Regions from separate parts of the Homo sapiens genome. Here region 1 is linked to region 2. Evidence: chromatin contacts called from ENCODE Hi-C or POLR2A ChIA-PET data. All regions are on one chromosome and are shown on one strand. The core of a region is the stretch at or near the end of the contact, and the rest is flanking DNA. Distances in the headings are between cores, read along the strand shown. Region 1 overlaps EIPR1 (EARP complex and GARP complex interacting protein 1). Region 2 overlaps TRAPPC12 (trafficking protein particle complex subunit 12).

The links. Hi-C counts contacts between places; a loop is a spot of excess contacts on that map. ChIA-PET counts read pairs that join two places held with the same protein, here RNA polymerase II (POLR2A). Pooled maps may share reads with other maps.
Region 1: a pooled map shows a loop between it and region 2 (3-fold over the local background). The contact joins two enhancer-like sites. A Hi-C loop is called at or near these places in 2 of 50 pooled maps. POLR2A ChIA-PET finds 5 or more read pairs at or near these places in 2 of 52 experiments (activated B cell and activated CD4-positive, alpha-beta T cell).

The regions. Positions count from the first base shown.
Region 1 is chr2:3,251,795-3,255,605 of GRCh38, forward strand. The region is part of intron 4 of EIPR1 (EARP complex and GARP complex interacting protein 1); the gene reads right to left. Among named protein-coding and RNA genes, the nearest start is that of EIPR1, 120 kb to the right of the region's middle. RefSeq lists a silencer at 304-598 and enhancers at 2,685-2,734, 2,745-2,874. Within about 2 kb of position 2,562, at least 3 of the 41 ENCODE cell types and tissues checked have a DNase peak (open chromatin) inside an H3K27ac peak, as active enhancers do.
Region 2 is chr2:3,402,430-3,405,703 of GRCh38, forward strand. The region is part of intron 3 of TRAPPC12 (trafficking protein particle complex subunit 12); the gene reads left to right. Among named protein-coding and RNA genes, the nearest start is that of TRAPPC12, 24 kb to the left of the region's middle. Within about 2 kb of position 1,287, at least 2 of the 41 ENCODE cell types and tissues checked have a DNase peak (open chromatin) inside an H3K27ac peak, as active enhancers do.

The DNA of each region.
Region 1 (3,811 bases), core at 1,312-3,811, 150 kb before region 2:
TGAAGATACATTTATATTCCCAGGAACAGAGACAATTTCATAATCACACTGTGAGGAACACAAATGGCTCCTTCTGTTCATTCAACAGGGAGGTGATCCCAGTGTTTCTGGAGTTCTGGGGCGAGACTTCTGGCTATGAATCCTGAATACTCCCTCTGTAGGAGTGAGTAATTCCAGATACCTTTACCTTAATCTCTTGGGGCCATGGGAAAGGACAGTCCCTACTTTACAGGATTTGCATGAGTGAGGTAATGCATGCAAAGCCCTAGCAAAGGGGCCTCGTTCACAGAACGGTTCAATACGATATGGTTGTTGCAAAGCATTCATTTTCTCACTCAAATACGCGGAGTGTCCGCCCTGTGCTGTCCTTGGTGCTGAGGACACAGCCTCGGACCTGACAAAGTCAGCAGCTTCTGCAGAGGCTCAGCGTCCACAGAGAACACCACACGTGAGTGAGAACAGAGACGGGAGTACTGAGCAGCGGCAACTCCTACGAAGATAAAACGGCAAAACGGGCCACGTGCAACAGCTCACACCTGTAATCTCAGCACTTTCGGAGGCTGAGGTGGGCGGATCACCTGAGGTCAGGAGTTCAAGACCAGCCTGGCCAATATGGCAAAACCCCGTCTCTACTAAAAATACAAAAATTAGCCAGGCGTGGTGGTGGGTGCCTGTAATCCCAGCTACTCAGGAGGCTGAGGCAAGAGAATTGCTTGAACCCGGGAGACAGAGGTTGCAGTGAGCTGAAATCATGCCACTGCACTCCAGCCTGGGTGACAGAGGGCGATTCCATCTCCAAAACAAAAACAAAAACAAAAAATTGGGCAAAATGGCAAGAAATCACAGGGTGGGGCAGAGCATGGTGACTTGAGAGGGAAGGGTTAACCAGGCGAGGCTGAGACAGGAGCGTCTAAGTGGGGCTGGTGATGGGGCAGGTCCTCTAAGGCCAGCTCAGGGGCTCCATCCCTGCCGGGCAGAGCTGCAGAGCACCAGGGCTGGCGGGGACCTGAGGGGCCCTTACAGGAACCCCGGCACTGCCTTGTTTTTAGGATCTTCCTTAGCAAATATAGTAAGGGACACATTTCCACTGTAAATCAGAAATAAAAAACTCTAAGAACCCCACCCATCTGAACGGACTTTCTCCCTAGCCAGGGCTCTTTTAAAATTTAACCTCAAAGGCTGTTTTAGGCCATGATGGGAAGTGGGGATCGGACGTGCCTCATTCTACCTCTCTGGCATCAACATCGACACAGGCTTTAAGTCTGATAGGAAACATTTTATAGCCTGTTCTCTCGGAAGCTGCCACCTGAAGTTTCCTCTGCAATAAGAACTTGAGTCTCCACGGTCCTTTTTCCTAACCCAGGCATCCCTTTCAGTTGATCTCAGGTCTTTAGACAAATTCAACCAATTGTTAACCAGAAAATGTTTAAATTTACCTACAGTCTGGAAGCCTCCTGCTTCGAGTTGTCCCCCCTTTCTGGACCAAACCCATGTATTTCTTAAATGTATTTGATTGATGTCTCATGACTCCCTAAAACGTATAAAACCAAGCTGCGCCCCGACCACCTTGGGCACATGTTCCCAGGACCCCCTGAGGGCCGTGGTCACTCATATTCAGCTCAGAATAAATCTCTTCAAATATTTTACAGAACTGGACTCTTGGTGGACACCATGTAGAGGCCCTGCCACACAACCATCAGCTGAGCAACGTCATCGCCGTTTCAGGGATGAAGGTTTGAGCTAGAGAAATGAGTGACTTCCTAAAGACCCTACTGCTCCCGAGGAGTGGGTGAGGACGAGAAACCGGACTCAGTACTTCCCAGCTAGTCTCTGTCTGCTTCCATAGGCTGCCTGGCTCTGGAGCATGTCTGATTAGTGTTCTGGGGGGCACACTGGGTCATAAGGCTCTATAAGTTCCTTCCTTAGCCTTCGCTGTTCCCACTAGCAGGAGCTAAAGGCGACTGGTGGGGTGCCCTGTTCAGCCTCTGCTTGTTGGAGTGCTGAGACAGACACAGGAGGGGTGATGGAAATTAGGACATCAGATTGCTCCAGACAGGCAAAAGCTGAAATGGCCAGGAGGACAGGAGCCCCTAACACCATTTCCTGCGGTGTGGGGCATGCCTCTAGTCTGCAGGGAGCACCCATGGCAGGCGTGATGGCAGCTGGAGTGGTAGCGACGTGAGTGTGGGGAACCGTGTGGCATTCTCGGGCACTCCCAGGTGGCCAGAAGCTTTGTGCAGTAAACATCTCCTGGAGCTGTTCTTGGTGCCAATTATATGCCAAAAGGAGGCAAACAAAACCACCACCAAGCACCTGGAGCCTGACCCCAAAGGGCAGCCTTCACCTGTGCCGTATTCACCAGACCGACGTTCCCCCAAATCAAATTCCCTATCTAATCATAACACTTTCACACCATGGAAGACACTTAAAAGAACACGCATGATGACACCAAATGCTGGGGAGGACGCAGAGAGGAGGAGCCCTCACGCTCTGTCATGGCATCACACGTGCAGCAGCTCCACACAAAACTAACTGAGCCGAGAGAAATAAAACTTCCTGTTCATACAAAAACCTGTTCATTAATACTTACCGCAACTGTAGTCATAATCGCCAAAAACAAGGAAAAACCCAGATGAGCTTCAACAGGCAAGTGCTTAACAAACCGTGGTGCGTCATGCCATGGGATATCCCGCCGCAGCAAAGAGGAACCAGCCACTGACCAGCACGCATGGTGGCTGGAACCCAAACTTGAAAATGAAGCAGCAACTCAACCTCCAGGGAATCAAGCCGAGTAAAGAACATCAGTTATTAAAGGTTACACTGTGGGTGATTCCATTTATAGAACCTTCTCCAAATAACAATACAGAGATAGAGTACAGATTCGGGGTGGCCAGGGGCTAAGGCCTTGGAGGCGGAAGGGAGGTGGCTGTGGTTATAAATATAACATAGCACAAGGGACCCAGGGTTGGAGTTGTTCTGTGTCTTGACTCTGGTGGTGGCTACACGAACCCACACACACAATAAATGGCACAGATGTCAATGTTCACACACGAATGCATATAAACAGGAGGAATCTGTGTAAGTTCAGTGGGCTGTATCAATGCCAGTTTCCTGTTTGTGATACAGTACCATAGTTATGCAGTGTTACTATTGGGGAAAACTGGCTGAAGGATACACGGGATCTCTCTGTTACTCCTATAACTATATGTGAATGTACAACCTCAAAATAAAAAGCTTAAGAGAAAAAAGAATATGCAATAATATATTGGATAACAAAATGGAATTCAAGCAATACTTTGAACAACAGAGGCAAAATCAGAGCAAATGGCATTCCAAGGTAGATCTGAGGATAGTTGAATTTGCCTGTTTAATATCAACAATTACTTTCTTACTTTCTTTTTTTTTTTTTTTAGACGGAGTCTCTCTCACCCAGGCTGGAGTGCAGTAGCCTGATCTCAGCTCACTGCAACCTCCGCCTCCCAGATTCAAGTGATTCTTCTGCCTCAGCTGCCCAAATAGCTGGGACTACAGGCACGTGCCACCACACACGGCTAATTTTTGTATTTTTAGCAGAGATGGGGTTTCACCATGTTGGCCAGGCTGGTCTCGAACTCCTGACCTCAGGTGATCCACCCACCTTGGCCTCCCAAAGTGCTGGGATTACAGGTGTGAGCCACTGCACCCCACCTTCAACAACTATTTTCATAAGTCTATGTAGGTATGATGCAATTTAACATTACAATCTAATAATCAGTTCCCCATGACACACACCCATGTGGCCTGTCTTTGCATACAGTGTCTGCACAAGGTG
Region 2 (3,274 bases), core at 37-2,536:
AATACAAAAATTAGCTGGGCATGGTGGTGCGTTCCTGTAATCCCAGATACTCAGGAGGCTGAGGCAGGAGAATCGCTTGAACTGGGACCCGGGAGGTGGAGGTTGCAGTGAGCCGAGATCACACCACTGCCACTCCAGCCTCGGCTACAGAGCGAGACTCCGTCTCAAAAAAATAAAAATAAAAAAACATTAGTACTGGATCACCATTGCTGTACAGGTTGATTTGTTTCCAATGAATTTATAATCTTAAAGACAGCTGTAATTGCGTTGGGTAGCTTTTCTAGATTAAGGAGAAGATATTGGAAGTTTGTCGCGTATGTTTCCTTCAGGAATCCTATGGTAGCCATGGGGTAAGTACTCTGAAATGAGAGCCCCATCTCACACCGAATCTCAGCTCCCCAGTGTTGTCTCCTTAGGGGGCTGTGGAATTGCTCTGCTAGCTCATCCACACGGTTGCCTAGAGTGGACTTAGCAAAGCCATGCTCCCATGCCTGCATGCAGTCAAGTTAGTGGGCACACTTTCTTGAAGGGGTTTGGAGAGTGAGGTCCTTGATTTTGGGAATAAGTCCCACCGGCTGTCTGAAACTCATGTTGAAATGCGCCCTTATCCTGACTGTATTTCAGCGGCACATGGTCCAGACACTCTCCATTTGGGTGAACAATCTGGAGGACATGTATTCACCTTTCAACTTTCAAAAAAGAGAATGGAATTTCCTAATTTACTTATTTTTCTAATAGTTCCCCATCTTGTTTTTCTCAATTGTTACTAATTCTTCTGCACCGGGCTTCAGATTTCACCAATTTTTTTTTTTTTTTTTTTGAGATGGAGTTTCACTCTTGTTGCCCAGGCTGGAGTGCAATGGCGTGATCTCAGCTCACTGCAACCTCCACCTCCCGGGTTCAAGTGATTCTCCTGCCTCAGCTTCCCGAGTAGCTGGGATTACAGGCGTGCACCACCACACCCGGCTAATTTTTTGTATTTTTAGTAGAGACAGGGTTTCACCATGGCCAGGCTGGTCTTGAACTCCTGACCTCAGGTGATCCGCCTGCCTCACCCTCCCAGAGTGCTGGGATTATAGGCGTGAGCCACCGCACCCGACCAGATTTCACCTATTTTAAGCAAACTTTAGTTCCTAAAGATATAATAGTTGAGAAGTTTAGAAATTTCTGGAGGATTAAACTTTGCAGCCCATTGAAATGACAGGTGAAGGTTAGCCTGTGAACTAAAACAGAAAATGAGAATGTTTTAAAGTTTATTTTGGAGTAGCGCGTGGCTCAGTCCCAGCTCAGAGGCAACTGTCTTTTGTGTGAAAACAGTAATATGTAAATCACTTACTTGCAAGAAGACTACAGTGAAGTTCAGAAGAAAATAATCCCAGTTCCTTTTTTGTTACATCACCTCTGCCTCTGTATTTGAAAGTGAGGTATAGCCTGTCCCCATTCTGCCAGAAATGACTGATGTTTGTGAGGCTGAAATCCTGAGCCAGGAGAGGAGTGATTTCTTGATCTTTAACAGGAGCATTTAACAAAGTAACAAAATTTTTTCCTTAATTGACTAGTTCTCTTGAATTCAGACAAATCCTTATTATGTGTGGTCTTGTGACTTCTGTGACACTTTAGAAGCTTTCCTGGGTTCAGTATGGATTGGGGACTGCCTGCTACGCTGACCGGGCCACCTGGAACCCCTTTGCCTGGGGCCTGGCTCCCGGCTGTGATGACCCAGATCGCGGTTGTGTGAGGGCCTTTCCGAAGCATGGGTGGGGGCTGTACTCTGCTGTGAGGTCGCGCAGGGACATCGTGCCCTGGGTTCCTGGATTTTCTAGTCCCTCTCTTCTGATTTTAAACTTCTCTTTGACTTTCTACTTTCTAGTGTTCTATTGTCAGCAGATCTCTTGCTTCCTAAGAGAGCCTAAAGGAAAAAATATAGAATCCTCCCCATTTTACTCAAAAGTCAGTTTCTTATATTCTTCTCGATCTTGATTTTTAACTTCCTTTGATCCCTGATCTTTTTCCCAAAAAAATCTTTTTTTGGAGTTTTGCCCAAAAAGCCTGTTTTTGAGAAAGTACCGAACATTGGCAAAGCAGCCTTAGTTACTTGGATTTTATCCTGACTTCATTATATGCATGAACTGGGAGGTGACATGTCATCAGTGTCAATAACAAATGCTGTAACTTGGGGGAGACAGAGCCAACCTACAAAAATTAAAAATCTGTAATAAACACCGTGACAGTCAGGAAGCGTGTCTTGTTCACCAGTGCATCTGAGGACCCAGCACGGTCAGGCACAGAATGGGTACACGGCGTCTTCTTGAGTAAATAAAGGGATGAGGGAATGAATAGATAAGAGAACCCCCAGTCGGTAAGCTACTCTTTTGATAAAGAAGTAGCGTCAGAATGTTGGGTTTAAAGAAATAGAGAAGGAGCTCATACAAAAGGATAGAGTGGGGGGCGGTTACGGGGGAGGGGGCGCAAAGAGTGAGGAGATGAAACCACAAGAAGATTAGTCTGGAGAAAGATGGAACATTTCTTCCTCTGCAATGACAGAAAAGGAAAGGAAGGATTTGAAAGGAATGAAAATCGAATCCAGCACATTTTCAAACTGTGATTCTGAGAACCCTCGGGTTCCAGGGAGGGACCTTGGGGTGACTGGGCATGGCCTGCGGAGGTGACTTGGTAGGGCCAGTGTCAGGCAGAGCATTTCAGCAGGGTCTACTTTATGTAGAAGTCTCTCTTGAGATGTCTTTTTTTGGGGGGGTGGGGGGAAAGGAGGATGAATTTTACTATTTAAAAATTTGAAAAACTAACATAGTCCAAAATGCCCGCTTTGTAGATTAGAACACTAAGATCTACAAAGGTGTAGAGGTTGGCCCCAAACAAATGTCCTTGCTCCTGTTACCAGTACCATCCCTACTGCCCCATGTCCCTTACACAGTCCGCACAGCCCAGCAAAAAGCACAGTTGCTGGTGTTGGTTTTGCTCATTGACTACCTCCCACCAAATGACTTAGTATTTCTGAACCGTCGGATCTACACACCGTGGGAATTACGCTTTTCAATACAGCTTCTAGGACTGGATTGTATCCAGGGGTAGGATTTCCCATGAGAAGACCTTATATCTGATGGGATTCAAACAAACAAGTTCTCACTTGTGTTTCTTAGTGTATTCATTGAGCAAACACATATTAAGCCTCTTCTCTTTCCAGCAATAACAATAAAGGTTGCTAAGCTAGTGCTCTTGCTCCGTGAAGTTCTGCCTTCTTAACCATTTATGGGAT